Regions from separate parts of the Homo sapiens genome. Here regions 1 and 3 are each linked to region 2. Evidence: read pairs that join two places in POLR2A ChIA-PET (ENCODE). Cell type or tissue: CD4-positive, alpha-beta T cell. All regions are shown on one strand.

The links. ChIA-PET counts read pairs that join two places held together with the same protein. Peaks named below come from ENCODE experiments on the same cell type or tissue, not always from the same donor. Only the 100,000 strongest peaks of a DNase experiment are listed, where the experiment ranks them.
Region 1: POLR2A ChIA-PET joins it to region 2 with 10 read pairs; 17 of 35 experiments call an interaction of 5 or more read pairs at or near these places.
Region 3: POLR2A ChIA-PET joins it to region 2 with 10 read pairs; 14 of 35 experiments call an interaction of 5 or more read pairs at or near these places.

The regions. Positions count from the first base shown.
Region 1 is chr6:26,272,056-26,277,055 of GRCh38, reverse strand. It overlaps H2BC10 (H2B clustered histone 10), which reads right to left and starts at 4,125. Exons shown (of 1, transcript NM_003525.3): 1 at 3,644-4,125. The coding sequence starts at 4,080. The coding sequence ends at 3,700. It also overlaps the pseudogene H2AC10P. RefSeq lists enhancers at 3,035-3,194, 3,605-3,654, 3,665-3,794, 3,865-4,204, 4,535-4,874. In CD4-positive, alpha-beta T cell, no CTCF peak of the experiment used is centred here; DNase peaks (open chromatin) are centred at 2,995, 4,115 and 4,645; H3K4me3 peaks cover 2,603 bases; H3K27ac peaks cover 2,944 bases.
Region 2 is chr6:27,821,645-27,826,644 of GRCh38, reverse strand. H4C11 (H4 clustered histone 11) reads right to left here and starts at 2,553. Exons shown (of 1, transcript NM_021968.4): 1 at 2,165-2,553. The coding sequence starts at 2,520. The coding sequence ends at 2,209. RefSeq lists enhancers at 1-474, 475-1,116, 1,759-2,400, 2,694-2,833. In CD4-positive, alpha-beta T cell, no CTCF peak of the experiment used is centred here; DNase peaks (open chromatin) are centred at 2,034 and 2,714; H3K4me3 peaks cover 1,986 bases; H3K27ac peaks cover 1,861 bases.
Region 3 is chr6:27,475,836-27,480,835 of GRCh38, reverse strand. TRS-AGA2-2 (tRNA-Ser (anticodon AGA) 2-2) reads right to left here and starts at 2,024; the gene lies at 1,943-2,024. It overlaps TRD-GTC2-6 (tRNA-Asp (anticodon GTC) 2-6), which reads right to left and starts at 1,162; the gene lies at 1,091-1,162. It overlaps LOC105375001 (a long non-coding RNA gene), which reads right to left. Exons shown (of 2, transcript XR_926664.4): 2 at 4,856-5,000. RefSeq lists a silencer at 1,050-1,109. In CD4-positive, alpha-beta T cell, no CTCF peak of the experiment used is centred here; DNase peaks (open chromatin) are centred at 1,195 and 1,985; H3K4me3 peaks cover 2,485 bases; H3K27ac peaks cover 2,454 bases.

The DNA.
Region 1 (5,000 bases), 1.5 Mb after region 2:
GCTATGCTTCCTGTACAGCCTGTGGTTTTATGAGCCAATTAAACCTCTTCTCTTTATAATTACCCAGTCTCAGTTATTTCTTTATAGCAGTGTGAGAATGGACAATACAACATTTATTTAATATAAATTTCACATGACATGGGAGGCTTCGTAAGGAAATGAAGACCTGGAGAAGGGGTAAACCTGAGTATTTTTACACTAGGTTTGATGAAGAGTGGAGAGTCATGCAGAAATATAATAGGACAAAAAGAAGACTGTCAGCTAAGGGTAAAACAGAAACCTAGCAAGGTCTTTTTGTTCAGATTTCTCTCAGACTCTCTAGGACTCATGAGGGTCCTATGACCTGTTTCAGGGGAGAAGAGTTGGGAAAAATCAGAGAGACCTTCCTGCCCACGATGCTTCTCATATTCTTTCACCCATGAGGGTCCTATGACCTGTTTCAGGGGAGAAGAGTTGGGAAAAATCAGAGAGACCTTCCTGCCCACGATGCTTCTCATATTCTTTCACCTTAAAATATTCAGTATGTCAAGGGGCCATATTTTGAGATAGTATGTTCTGAATGCCATCAAGATACACACTGCTGAGGGTAGATGGGAGATAGTAACTTCTTGGTTCTTTTCAGAAATTATTTACTGCAGGAGTGACAAATACAATAGTAGCAGCTACTCAAATCAGAGCCTAAAAATGATGTTACTTCTCTAGTGGTGAGGTGGTGTTCTTCAGCTTTTCAGGCCAGGAATTTACACCAATCAGTTTCCTTTGAAGTGACCTATGTCTCAGGGATACAATGGATTCAGGAAAGTGTGGCCCTCGTTAGCCAGCCAATTTCCTATGTTCCAATTAAAGAACATACTTATCAAGGTGCAGAAGTTCATCTGAAAACAGGGCTGTGATTTGGAGGTATATGAGGGAAACCTAGTCAACAAATGGATGGAAAATAAATGTAGCAAGGTTAGCAAAGTTAATAGGAAACTTGGGAAGAAAAAAGAGTAAAAAAGTACTAAGCACTTCTCATGTGAATTTCTAGGTTTCCTTACAACTCAACACATCTGACCATTAAATGGGGCACTCCTAGTTCCAGTGAGGGCATGAGACAGTCCCTGGAAAATATGAGACACGTTGCTTGAACTGGCAAGCAACGATAGGGAAATCAAACAGCCACAGGCAGTAGGATGTCTTCAAAATGCTTCAGAGGAAAACAATGGCTTTAAAGATGGGATTGAACTGTTCAAAGAGTATTATTTACACTGCCAGACAAAGAAGCCCATTTCACATCAAATGCTAATTATTCCAGGCCTTAGGACTCTGGGCTTTAAATGTGGGCAGGACCAAAGGCACCTTCCCTATCACTTCAACCAGAGGCTTAGCCACAGCTAATATTTAGGGGGTCATTCTCTGTGCAGACACGGTCCTAAGTGCTTTAGCTGTGTTCTTTGATTCGTCACTCCAGCAATGTCATGCAGTAGTTACTAATTATTATTCCTGTTTGGAATAAACAGGTAAGGAAGCGCTTACAAAAGAATTAGATAAATTGCCCAAACTTAGGATTGAAACAATCAGTCAGGACTGTATCACTTCCTGAGTGATGTCCCCCTTAATCCATGCTTGAATATTTCATGAATATATAATTTAAAATGTATTCAAAATTAGCTTTGGGGAGCAAGAAATGAATGCCTTAGTTATATTTGGGGCTTAGAGAATTTTCTTCACAAATTCCATTACAAATTTACTTTGAGACTAGCCTGGGCAACACAGTGGGACCCTGGCTCTACAAAAATCATTAAAAAAAAAAAAAAATTCAGTGGGTGTGATGGTGCGTGCCTGTAGTGCCAGCTCCTTGGGAGACAGGTGGGAACACTAGCCAGGGAGGTTGAATGCAGTGAGCTGTGGTTGTGTCACTACACCTCAGTCTGGATGACAAAGTGAGACCCTGTCTCAAAACAAAAAATTTAAAGCAAATTTTGGTCACTTAATGTTCACAGTAAGCTGCTATGTGGGTATTTGCAGATAATGACATGTAGGTAATAGATAGAAAATAAGATCTTAGAGCTCACATTTACACTGACAATGCCCATGTTTTCCCCACCACAATACAGTGCTCAGAAAAGTTAAACTTGCTGCCAGGTGATCTTTAGGGCCCAAAGGTCACCATTAATATTATTTTATTTTTAAAAGAAACTTTTGCTGGTGTAAGGACTTTGCTGTGCAACAAAGAATATGTGTATCTCCTGACCAGTTTTCTTTTATTACAATTGAGCCTAAATTTCCTGACTCCTCTGACAGCAACTAGGCTCCTGCTTGGGATGGTCTCTAACAAACAGTGGGAAGTAATCCTTAGAATCAGAGTAGATTCAAATCTCAGTTTTATTTATGTGTAAGGGGCTAGTTACTTAACCTTAATTCTTGAGGTCATTCACCTGTAAAAGAGGAGCTTCCATTTCACAGCTGACTGTAGGAAAAAAAAAATCAATGAATGAAATAATGCATTCTAAGGACTACCACACAAATGTTAATTCCTTGTAACCCTCCTCTCTTAAAATGAATTTTCAAGAAAGGGAGTAGCTGTGGACAAAGTCGTTCCAGGACACGGAGGAGGAGGTTTAGGGAGAACACAGTCCTTGGAGCCTTAAAAAGGCTTACAGATAAAAGCGTCTGAATGTAGCACCGGGAATTTTCATTTCTTTGCTCCAACTTCAGGCTATCCTGTTGCCTGTTCTTTGTCTTAAACCTCAATATGTTCAGCTAAGAAGATGGTAGAGTTCCTGATCTTGCCAAGAGGTAATATGTATAGCTACGTGAAGTAATCCAGTAATTATAAACTCAGTAAAATTTGTAGAGAAATCAGTGGACTTGCAAGGGGGATATGAGAACGTCTGGTAGCGATCTGCCATGGTTTAGAAATGCAACCAACAGAGGTGATTTCCTCCATCATATGCCGCTCCAACCATTTGCAAGCTAACAACGAACTAAAAGACGAGTTTCGCTTTCTCAGACCTTATTTTAGATTTAAGACTACCCCAAACTTGATTTCCACCCGGCTACTCCAAATCAAGGGCAATAGGATGATAAAGTGAAACTAAAAACGAAAACAAAATTTTAAGATGGTGGTGTGCGGGGAGAAGAAAAGTGGGGATCAATCTAGAACACGATTTTTCCTTAGCTGCTGAGTGAAATGTGTCATATTAAGCTGCATACGAGCTTACTCCTTGGTGACGCTTACAATCTATAGGGGAAAAAACAACGAACCTGGATTTTTTTTTGAGATGTCTCGCTCTTATACCCCAGGTTTGAGTGCAATGGCTCTATCTGGGCTCACTGCAACCTCCGCCTCCTGGGTTCAAACGATTCTCCTACCTCTGCCTCCCAAGTAGCTGGGATTAAGTTGCCTGCCACCACTCCCGGCTAATTTTTGTATATTTTAGTAGAGACAGGGTTTCACCATGTTGGCGAGGCTGGTCTCGAACTCCTGACCTCAGGTGACGCGACCGCCTCGGCCTCCCAAAGTGCTGGGATTACAGGCGTGAGCCACTGCGCCCGGCCGAACTTGGATGTTTCAGTAAACCCTTACTATCCCATGTGTTGCTTAGCCATTTTACCTTGCCAATGCCAAGTCTGGAAAATTACAGATCTTTAAATGACAACATGGGTGGCTCTTAGAAGAGCCTTTGGGTCGTTAGCGCTTTTACCCAGGTAACTAGTTTACTTGGAGCTGGTGTACTTGGTGACCGCCTTGGTGCCCTCCGACACCGCGTGTTTGGCCAGCTCCCCGGGTAGCAGCAGGCGCACAGCCGTTTGGATCTCCCTGGAAGTGATGGTCGAGCGCTTGTTATAATGCGCCAGGCGGGAAGCCTCGCCTGCAATGCGCTCGAAAATGTCGTTGACGAAGGAGTTCATAATCCCCATAGCCTTGGACGAGATGCCGGTGTCGGGGTGGACCTGCTTCAGCACCTTGTACACGTACACGGAATAGCTCTCCTTGCGGCTGCGCTTGCGCTTCTTGCCATCCTTCTTCTGTGCCTTGGTCACCGCCTTCTTGGAGCCCTTCTTCGGGGCGGGAGCTGACTTAGCTGGTTCAGGCATGTTCGCAGCCGAAGTGATACCGTCAAATGACCACAGGAAAATGCTGGTGAGCCCAAACGCCCTCATTATTTACCTCGTGTATATGCAAATGAGGCTGGCTGAGTTTCGGTTTCTCATTGGTTCTTTTAGTGTCTGAATATATGATAGGCCATTTCTGAACTCCTAAATCTCATCGGCTCTCCCAGAAGCTCAACCTTGCATAATTTGACCTTTCAACTATAAGTATGTAAGTCAGAAGTGGTTTTTTTTTTTTTTTTTTTTTTAAATTTTTTTAAACACCTGCTTTTCGATTGGCTGAAATCTGTGTTCAGGAGATAGCACAGTCTACTTTGCCGAATATAGATTATAAGAGTTTAGCTCTTGCGTTTTACTAGAATCAATCACTTTCCTTCTTCTAAACAAGTATTTAAATACTTCACTGCGTCTGGATGTGGAATGCAGGGCAGCAAAGCTCGCGCCAAGGCTAAAACGCACTCTTCCAGGGCTGGTCTCCAGTTTTCTGTGGGCCGAGTGCACCGCCTCCTCCGCAAGGGCAACTACGCCAAGCGGGTCCGGGCCGGTGCGCCGGTGTACCTGGAGGCGGTGCTGGAGTACCTGACCGCCAAGATCCTGGAGTTGGCGGGCAACGCGGCCCGAGACAAGAAGACCCGCGTCACCCCCCGACGCCTGCAGCTCGCCATCCACGACGAGAAGCTCAACAAGCTGTTGGGCAAAGTTACTATCGCGCAGGGCGGTGTCCTGCCCAATATTCAGGCCGTGCTGTTGCCCTGTCTATACAAGTGACTGACTAGGCAAACAGGACTAATGAGAAAATGTTTAATATCTCAAGTAAGTGCTTTAATGTAGTCGGGAAGAAGCAAGTTCAGTAACGTTTACAAAACCTTGTAAAGTTTAGATGGACAGGGCCACTGCAGTGTTCA
Region 2 (5,000 bases):
GAATAGAGAGGGGAGAAAGGTGGGGAAAAGATTGAGAAATCGGATGGTTGCCGTGTCTGTGTAGAAGGAGGTAGACATGGGAGACTTTTCATTTTGTTCTGTACTAAGAGAAGTTCTTCTGCCTTGGGATCCTGTTGATCTGTGACCTTACCCCCAACCCTGTGCTCTCTGAAACATGTGCTGTGTCAAACTCAGGGTTAAATGGATTAAGGGCGGTGCAAGATGTGCTTTGTTAAACAGATGCTTGAAGGCAGCATGCTCCTTAAGCGTCATCACCACTCCCTAATCTCAAGTACCCAGGGACACAAACACTGCAGAAGGCCACAGGGACCTCTGCCTAGGAAAGCCAGGTATTGTCCAAGGTTTCTCCCCATGTGATAGTCTGAAATATGGCCTCTTGGGAAGGGAAAGACCTGACCGTCCCCCAGCCCGACACCTGTAAAGGGTCTGTGCTGAGGAGGATTAGTATAAGAGGAAGGCATGCCTCTTGCAGTTGAGACAAGAGCAAGGCAACTGTCTCCTGTCCGTCCCTGGGCAATGGAATGTCTCGGTATAAAACCCGATTGTACGTTCCATCTACTGAGATGGGGAAAAACCGCCTATCTCACCTATCACCGCCTATCACCACTCCCCAATCTCAAGTACCCAGGGACACAAACGCTGCGGAAGGCCGCAGGGTCCTCTGCCTAGGAAAACCAGAGACCTTTGTTCACTTGTTTATCTGCTGACCTTCCCTCCACTATTGTCCTATGACCCTGCCAAATCCCCCTCTGTGAGAAACACCCAAGAATGATCAATAAAATAAATAAATAAATAAATAAATAATTGTTTTTCATGTAAAATACAATTTTTTTCCCTTAACAAAAATTCAAATTAAAAAAAAAGTATGATTACAATTCCTTTGTGGTAATTACTTGGACTACAGAGTTTTGTACTTTTGCTTCAACTGAATCAATGCGACTATTATTGTCCTTCCAGATCTTTTGATGTCACCAATGACACATCCATCATTTTCATCATCATAACAATAAGTGACTGAACCTCACCAAAAAGAAAACAAAAAATAGCTTTTACTCACTAGATTCCATTTATGAATTTAAACTCAAATCAAGTGTCCAATGCCAGATGAATGGATAAGGAAAATGGGGCATATATACAATGAAATACTACTCAGCCTTAAAATAAATCTTGTCATTTCTTATAGATGAAACTGGAGACCATTATGCAAAGTAAAACAAACTAGGCACAGAAAAACAAAAACTGCGTGATCTCACTTACATGAGGAATCTAAAAATGTTGAACTGAGTAAAATTGTCATTGCCAGAGAACAAGGATGGAGGTAACAATGGGACTCGGGAGGTATAAATACTGGAGATCTACTTTAAAGCATGGTGATAATAGTTAATGTACTTGATACTGGAAAATTGCTGATAGGCCTTAAATGTTCTCACCACAGAAAGTGAGGTGGATGTTAAGCTCGATGTAATCATTACACAATGAATATATGTCAGATCAGATTGTACATGTAAGTTGTCATACCTTAATGAGGGTGGAGGAAAGTAAAAAATTATCTTAAAATTCTTTAAGAGGTCGCACTTTGAGAGGCCAAGGCGGGCGGATCGCGAGGTCAGGAGATCGAGACCATCCTGGCCAACATAGTGAAACCCCATCTCTACTAATACAAAAATTAGCTGGGTGTAGTGGCGCAAAACTGTAATCCCAGCTACTCGGCAGGCTGAGGCAGGAGAATCGCTTGAACCCAGGAGGCGGAAGTTGCAGTGAGCCGAGATCGCGCCGCTGCACTCCAACTCGCAGACAAAGACGAAACAAAAAAAACCCACAAATACTTGTGGATTTGGAGGCTTTTCAAAAACGATTTCCGATTACCACTGTCAAGCTCACTACGGGGGTTACATAAACGTTTCTGGTACTGCACATTCTGTGTACGAGTATTTTCTCCATTACGTAAACAAGCTTACGAATTTTGAGCAAGTTTAGACATTACATCTCGTAATTAGTCCTGCCTACAGTGACCCCGGGTGAATGGCCACACGTGTGCCGCTGTGTTCAAAAAACTGTTCCCCCCAGAACTGACTCAGAACCAAGCAAAATTCCGTACCTACCAAAACCACTCCTCAGTGTTACCACTCTTCAGCTGAGAAAGTAGGGTGGCCCTGAAAAGGGCCTTTTATTGATAGAAAGGGACGCTCAACCACCGAAACCGTAGAGGGTGCGGCCCTGGCGCTTGAGCGCGTAGACCACATCCATGGCGGTGACCGTCTTGCGCTTGGCGTGCTCTGTATAGGTCACGGCGTCCCGGATCACGTTCTCCAGGAACACCTTCAGCACCCCGCGAGTCTCCTCGTAGATGAGGCCGGAGATGCGCTTCACGCCGCCGCGGCGAGCAAGGCGCCGGATGGCCGGCTTGGTGATGCCCTGGATATTGTCGCGCAGTACTTTACGGTGGCGCTTAGCGCCGCCTTTGCCAAGACCCTTCCCGCCTTTGCCGCGGCCAGACATGACGAGCAAGAGGAGTCTCACCCAACGCTTTGTGAGGCCTCTGGCCTGAGGCAGCGCCTTTATACGACAGTTGGCGGACCGAACTGAGAACCTGAAAGAAGTCGGCGGGAAGTCCCGCCCCGGTGGGGGAGGGGAAATCTAAAGGGCCAAACCGAAATAGGGGGGAAAAAAAAGCGAGCTTCTTGTTTCCGTGTTCTGAATTTTGTAATGTGCAAAGTATTCTGTTACCACGTTATGAGGCTTTAAAAAATTGCTTTTGAACGCAGAAGATATACATCAATACTGTGGGGAATACAAAAAAGTGACCGGGCTCGGTGGCTGACGTCTGTGATCCCACCATTTTAGGAGGCCGAGATGGGAGTGTACCTGGGCGTCAGGAGTTTGAGATCTGCGTGAGCAAAATAGCGAGACCCCATCTCTACCAAGACAACAATTAAATTAAATTAAAACATTAGTCCAGCATGATAGCGCTTACACTTTAGGAGACACTCTTTTTTTTAAATATATTAAAAAAAAAAACCAGTACAGTAACAACAGCCTGTTATCCCATCTTCCCATCACACAAAGAGCTCTACTGCTAGCTAATAAGATAATTTGGTGAGCAGATAAATGCACATTTTTTCCCACAAAATGTATGCAGTATATGGCATTTTACAACTTCGCGTTGTTTTAATCAATTTCCCTTATTTAAAAAGTTTACAAAAGTGATTTTAATGTCTTTATTATTTCTTCTCCTGAATTCTGCCTGCTACAGTGTTAACCAATTCCCTAGGAATTTATTAATCAACCAGATTTTTTAAATAATTCATCTTTTCCCTGCGGATTAAGTACCACCTTTAACATTATACATACTCGGAACTATTACCAAAATTCTATTCTGTCTATAATTTAATCAAGGTGGTTTGCCAAAGGGAATCTATGTTCACGGTTAAAAGCTTAGAAAATTCACATTAGGAAAAATTTTAAAAGCAGTAATTTATATCTGCTTAATATTCCATCATAAGAATTTTCTAGGTCCACTTTCACAGTATTTCTAGTACTTAGCAATAATGTGCTAATTTTCTTTTCCTAATTTAAAGGAGAACTGTACAAAATTTACTTCCTGAGGAAAATGTAGAATTGAAGCGCTTTGTCACAAAGGATGCAGATTTTAAGGTATTTTGATAACTGTTACTACATTTTCCTCAAAAGTTTTATTCCATTCACTTTTGCCAGCAGTAACTGCTGTGTATGTTTACCAGCATTGAGTATTATGGTTTTTAAATTCTATGTTACATTCAGAATTTACTTTTAGTTTTGTTGATTGAGTCTTGAGTTAATGAACTAGTTACCCAGCAAGATTTATTGATTTGTTTATAAGTAATAAATTGTCATCTTTAATATAAGCTTGTTTAGGCCGGGCGCGCTGGCTCATGCCTGTAATCCCAGCACTTAGGGAGGCTGAGGCAGGCAGGTCACTTAAAGTCAGGACTTCGAGACCAACCTGGCCAACATGGTGAAACCCCGTCTTTACTAAAAATACAAAAATTAACTGGGCGTGGTGTCACATACCTGTAATATTAGCTACTCAGGAGGGTGAGGCAGGAGAATCTCTTGAACCTGGGAAGCGGCGCTTACATTGAGCCGAAATCACACCACAGCACTCCAGGCTAGACAACTGAGTGAGACTCCATCTCAAAAAAAAAGAAAAGAAAAGAAAAGAAAAAAACAATAAGAAACCTAAAAATTTTATTTTTTCGTGTAAAAACTGGCCACAAAGAAATTATTTGACTTACCTTGTTTGACTGTAAGTCGTAGGACCTCCGTTCCAGAGAGGGCCCTGCCCCATATACAAAAGAAATACTACACAGAGCGCCCAAGAAGAATCTAGACAGGCCTGGCTGGGTTTCCCCACTCAGTCTCTTAGCATTAGATCATACACATTATGTCCAGTCATATTTCTACATAGCTGTCCATACTTTGTTGAACCTAAGCATAAAAATGGACAATTTCCCCTGTATCTTTAGGTCTTCATTCTGAAGGCTTCTGCGTACATGTTAAATAAATGTGTATGCCTTTTCTTCTATTAATCTGCCTCTTGACAGTGATTTTCAGTGAAGCTTCAGAGTACATAGGGGAAGCTTTCCCTGTGCCCCAACAAGTTCAATCATATGGTCAATGATTCAATCAATCCTGCCTATATAATAAAACCCTCATAAAAGCTCTGGATACCAAGGTCAGGGAGTTTATTGGTTTGTGAACACATAGATATCCTAGGGAGGTGACTCCTGGTTCCACATAGAGATGGCACAGAAGCTTTGCTTTCAGGACCCTTCCAAGCCTTGCCCTATGCGTCTCTTCATCTGACTGGTCCTGATTTGTATTCTTTATGATAAAACTATAATCATAAGGACAGCACTTTCTATATTCTATGAGTCATTCTAGCATATTATTGAACATGAAGGGGTAGTGGGAATCCCTGGATTTGAAGCCAGTTGCTC
Region 3 (5,000 bases), 350 kb after region 2:
TTCATTAATGTAGTCGTCACTCTTGTCATATGCATTGTTCAAAATTGTATATTTGCCCTTTTACATTTTAATTCGTATATTTTCATTTATAGTTTTATTAGGCTTTTCTCCTTTTAACTTTCCATTCTGAAATTATTTTAGACTGACAGACACAGTACATGAATAATACAGATAATTCCTGAGCACCCTTCACCCCAATTCCCTCAATATTAGCACATTAAGGATATTCCTATATTTTCTTTTCCTTCTCTCTCTCATATATATACATAAATGTATATTTCTGAACTATTTGACAGTGAGTTTGAAGACACATACCTCCCCTTACCCTTAAATACGTATTTTGTAAATAGGTGTGAATTTTCTTAAAGACATTTTGTTCTATAACCATAGAACAATTAATACAATCAGGAATTCACATTCATAATATTATAAAATCTATAGACTTTATTGAGATTTCACCAACTATTTCAATAATGTCCTTTAAGATAAAAATTCCAGACCATATGTTGCTGTCATATCTTTAAGATCTTCTATAATGTGGACTATTTAGTCAGCCTTTCTTTGTGTTCTGTAACTTTGTTATTTTATTTATTTGTTTATTTATTTATTTATTTATTTATTTATTTTTCCTCCCTGCTTGCCTGTTACTAGGTTGATGCAAAAGTAATTGCAGTTTTTGAGGCGTACAAGTCAGTTATTTTGTTAAAATCTCCCTCAATATGGGTTTGTCTGATGTTTTCTGATTTAGATTACATATTTTTGCCAAGAATACCACAAAAGTGACGTTGTGCTCTCATGAGCACATCCTGTAAAAAAGGTATATAATGTAGATTCGTCCCAATACTGATTCAATCACTTGGGTAAGATGGTATCTACCCGGTTTCTCCACTGTGATGGAGATTACAGTGCAGAGTGGAAATTTTCTTGCTATTACAGAACCTCATGATTTCTACAGCTTATGGTTTTTGCGATCAGTATTTCGTTGGTTTGAAAGAACTCTGCTAAAGAAAAAGAGAACCCAACATTTGCCCAGAAGACTAGAGACTGTGTTTACCGGAAGTGTGCTTTTCTAAAAAAAAGTTTAAGCCTCCTCCCCGTCGGGGAATCGAACCCCGGTCTCCCGCGTGACAGGCGGGGATACTCACCACTATACTAACGAGGAATTGACGTGAAAATGGAGCTCTTAGGAAATCCCTGTGAAGTTACTCGCTATTGTCCATCTTTCTTTGCTCTGTAGTCACACGTTTCCCCTACCAAATATACGCAAGGCAATTCAGCGAACGTGTCTCCGCCCAACCGCGAATCCTCTCCAGTTCCTCCTTCATTCCTCGGACGCTTTGTCAGACCCTTTTAAAAAAGAACTCTCGCTAGCCTCCTTTGTGACGCACTGGTTTCCGTCTATGTTCAACCATGGTTGGAGCCCTAGCTAACATAGGAGTTACAAATCCCGAAAGGTGCATCGGTTGGTTTCAAAGACAGGAAAAGCAGAGGTGGGACCAATACCTGCGCTCCGTTGAGGTAAAATAGATAAAGAGTCTGCAGATGTATTTTTAAAGTTCAGGATGCGTCAAGTGGCACGCAGAAGCTTTATCACGAGTTCCCTCGCCCCCAAACTGAAAGCAAATATGACATCGTATTTCCTCTCTGAAGTAAATACGATTCCTCTCTGTTCTCAGTAAAACATCCCGAAGTCGGCAAAAGTTCAGGCTGCGTTAAGTGGCACGCAGAAGCTCTATTACGAGTTCCTTTACTCCCAAACTGAAAGCAAATATGACATCGTATTTCCTCTCTGAACTGTTCTCAGTAAAACATCCCGAAGTCGGCAAAAGTTCAGGCTATGTTAGGTGACACGCAGAGGCTCTATCACGAGTTTCTTTACTCCCAAACTGAAAGCAAATGTGAGATCCTATTTCCTCGCTGAACTGTTCTCAGTAAAACATCCCGTAGTCGGCAGGATTCGAACCTGCGCGGGGAGACCCCAATGGATTTCTAGTCCATCGCCTTAACCACTCGGCCACGACTACACGAATGGAGAAGGCTCCCTTCACATCTTTAAACAGAATTTACACCAGCTAACTGACAAGAAACGGTCAAAAGAACAAAATACGGTAAAAATGGTTTCCTGGGCAAGAAACTGGAGTCTGCGAGTTCATTAGAAACTCTAACGTGAAGTGCAAGTTGGATAAGACAAGCCAACCTCTCTGGGGCAGCCGCAAGGAGTCCTTGCCCTATCAGCAGTACCGTTTCCAGAAAACTAGAGACCACTGTACCTCTCTCACCTGGACCCAAACTGACCCCGCAAGGAAGTGGAATCAGACCCTCACCGTAAATCTGGGCCTGACACATTTAGTTTTTGTTTGAAACTTCCTCTCATTGAGGCTCCTTGATGAATGCTAATGGCTTTCAAGAAGGGACTAACTTTTGATTTGTGTCTGAACTGGAGGGCCAGAAAATGATGCAGAAAAGCCTACTTGCACTTTCTTGCTCTGATGAGGTCCCTAAGTCTCTAGGCTCACACCAACCCAAGGGAGTATATCTACCCGGTCTCGTTTGCACGGCATTTTGCATTTCACAATGCGCTTCCACGCTTCAGTTGGGTTAAGAAAGAAATTTATAGATTGTTCATGAGTTCCCATGGAACCAGGTTACCTATCAAAAGGAAGATCCTACTTTGATTTTTGGCCAAGGCAGACGCTCCTTCTCTCAAAATCTAACCCACGCAGTATGTTTTCTTTTCCTCTTATGCTTCCGTCTTGAAGTCTAAAGCTGCCGGTCCTGGAGTTTCCCTGAGCCCTTTGGATGCACAGATTATTGTAATTGGCTTTCATCTACTTCTTGGAACCATATACTAATCTAAGAAAAGAGGGAAACAATCGCAAGCTAAGAAATCATGTCGACTAAGTAGATAAATGAGGAAGAGGGACAAGAAGGAAGAGGAAAAGAAGAAAGTGACCAGAAAGGAGAAGAGAGAAAGGAAGGAGGGACAGGAGGTAGAAAGAAGAGGATGAAGGAGAAAGAAGAGGAGGAAGAGGAAGAGGAGAAACGAAGGAAGACCGGGAAGGGAAGAGACAGAGATTTTCTGAGGACCCTTGTTAGAGCTCAGAAAATGATACCCCAAAGTATGGCTCTTGGAAGTGCTGAGTACTTTGAACTAAAGAAGCAACCTCAGAATCAAAGTCTCTCTGACCTTCCGCAGCCCCACTGCCTCCTGATCCTCTTTCTTTCTTGAATGGCAGGGAGGGGCTTTCACTGAAGTTTCCCTTATTTGACTTACGGAGGTTCCTCCAGAAGGAAAGAGATTGTCATGAACCCTCTCCTGGAATCTGTATTAACCAGAGAAGATTAACTCAGATCCCAGGAGAGAAAACTAAAGGTCTCCATGCCCGGGACATCTCGCCCAGCCAGACTTCAATTCTTTTCTTCACCACCTATTCTGAGGGCTGCTACTTGAGAGACTTTATCTGTATAATAAGACAAGCTTTGTTCCCAGAGCTGTTCCTGCCCTGACCCTCACATTGCTTCTCGCCACCACCTTCCAGGAGCCTTCAAGCTCCTATTTCTTTATGTAGCTCCAAGTCCTATTTAAGCTTCAACCATCTGCCCCTTCTTTGAGTCTCACTTACACTTTCTGGGACCTCTGTGCATATGTGCATAATAAATGTGTATGCCTTTTCTTCTGTTAATCTGTCTACTAGCAGCTTTATTTCTCAGACTCAAATATCCAACCTCCAGAAGGGAGAAAAAAGATTCTCTCACCCCTACAGGCTCAAAAGAAGACTAAAAGAAATTCACTAGTTTTATGGAAGACCATAATTTGAGGGAATAGACATGAAGCAGTTTGATGGGGTAGCCAGGTGTCCATACAAATATAAGTTGTGCTATAGATTGTTGTTCATAGTTAATGCATATCACATCCTTTTTATTTGGTGGACATATTTTTATCAAGCACATCTTTATTTTTTTTTGCTGAAATCATTTGCAACTCCAGCTTTGAATAAAGTTAGATACCAAAGAAATATCAAATCTCTTTTAAGAAATTTAAAAAAATTTTAGAATCAGGGTCTTACTCTATCACACAGACTGGAGTGCAGTGGCACCATCATAGCTTACTGTAACCTGAACTCTTGGGCACAAGCCATCCTTCTGCCTCAGCCTCCAGAGTAGCTAGGAATAGAAGCATGCACCACCACTCCTAGCTAACTTTTTTTTCTTTGTAGAAAAAAAATGTATTTTCTTTGTATTCCTTGTATTTGAAGAAAAACTGACAATTTGCCTTTTTAAGTATAGAAGGACATTTGATTTGTTTCCAATTTAGGGCTAAAGTAGAAACTGGACTGGTTTTTGTTTCCTGCAACTAAGTCCTGACTCTCTACCTTTACTGAGATCCATTCTACTATGTTTTTGTTTTCAGCCCAGTAAAACAAGTAAGATTGCAGCTGTGGCCAGTCCCTAGTCATTGTTACAGTAAAACAAGCCAAAGTTGATTAGTAATTTCAGTTCAAATATATCACTAGTTGCTTTGTATTTTGCTGAGGTGTTTTTTTAAGCACAAAAGGTTTCTGAGGGCTGGGTTCAGTGGCTTATGGACTGTAACCCCAGCATTTAGGAAGGCCGAGGTGGGAGGATTGCTTGAGGTCAGGAGTTGGAGGCCACTTTGTGCAACATATAGAGAAGTCACTGAAGACAAAAATTATATCTTTCTGTGTCCTCAACATGTATTGAAAGCCTCATTTGTATAAGGTATGGCTAAAAGTTTTCCAAATCATGAGTGCTGGTTCCTTTGTGCTGAATAGTTCCTTCCTCAGTTTATTTCTTTCCTCATGCATTTCACCATAAGCAGCAATAACTAACCAGGTTGCACATTCCACATTTTACTTGGAAGTCTTCTTAACTAAATATTCAAGTTCATCATGTACAAATTCTGTTTTCCACCCAAATATAGAATACAATTCAGCCAAGGCTCTCCCACTTTATAACAAGATAACCATTCCTTCAGTTTC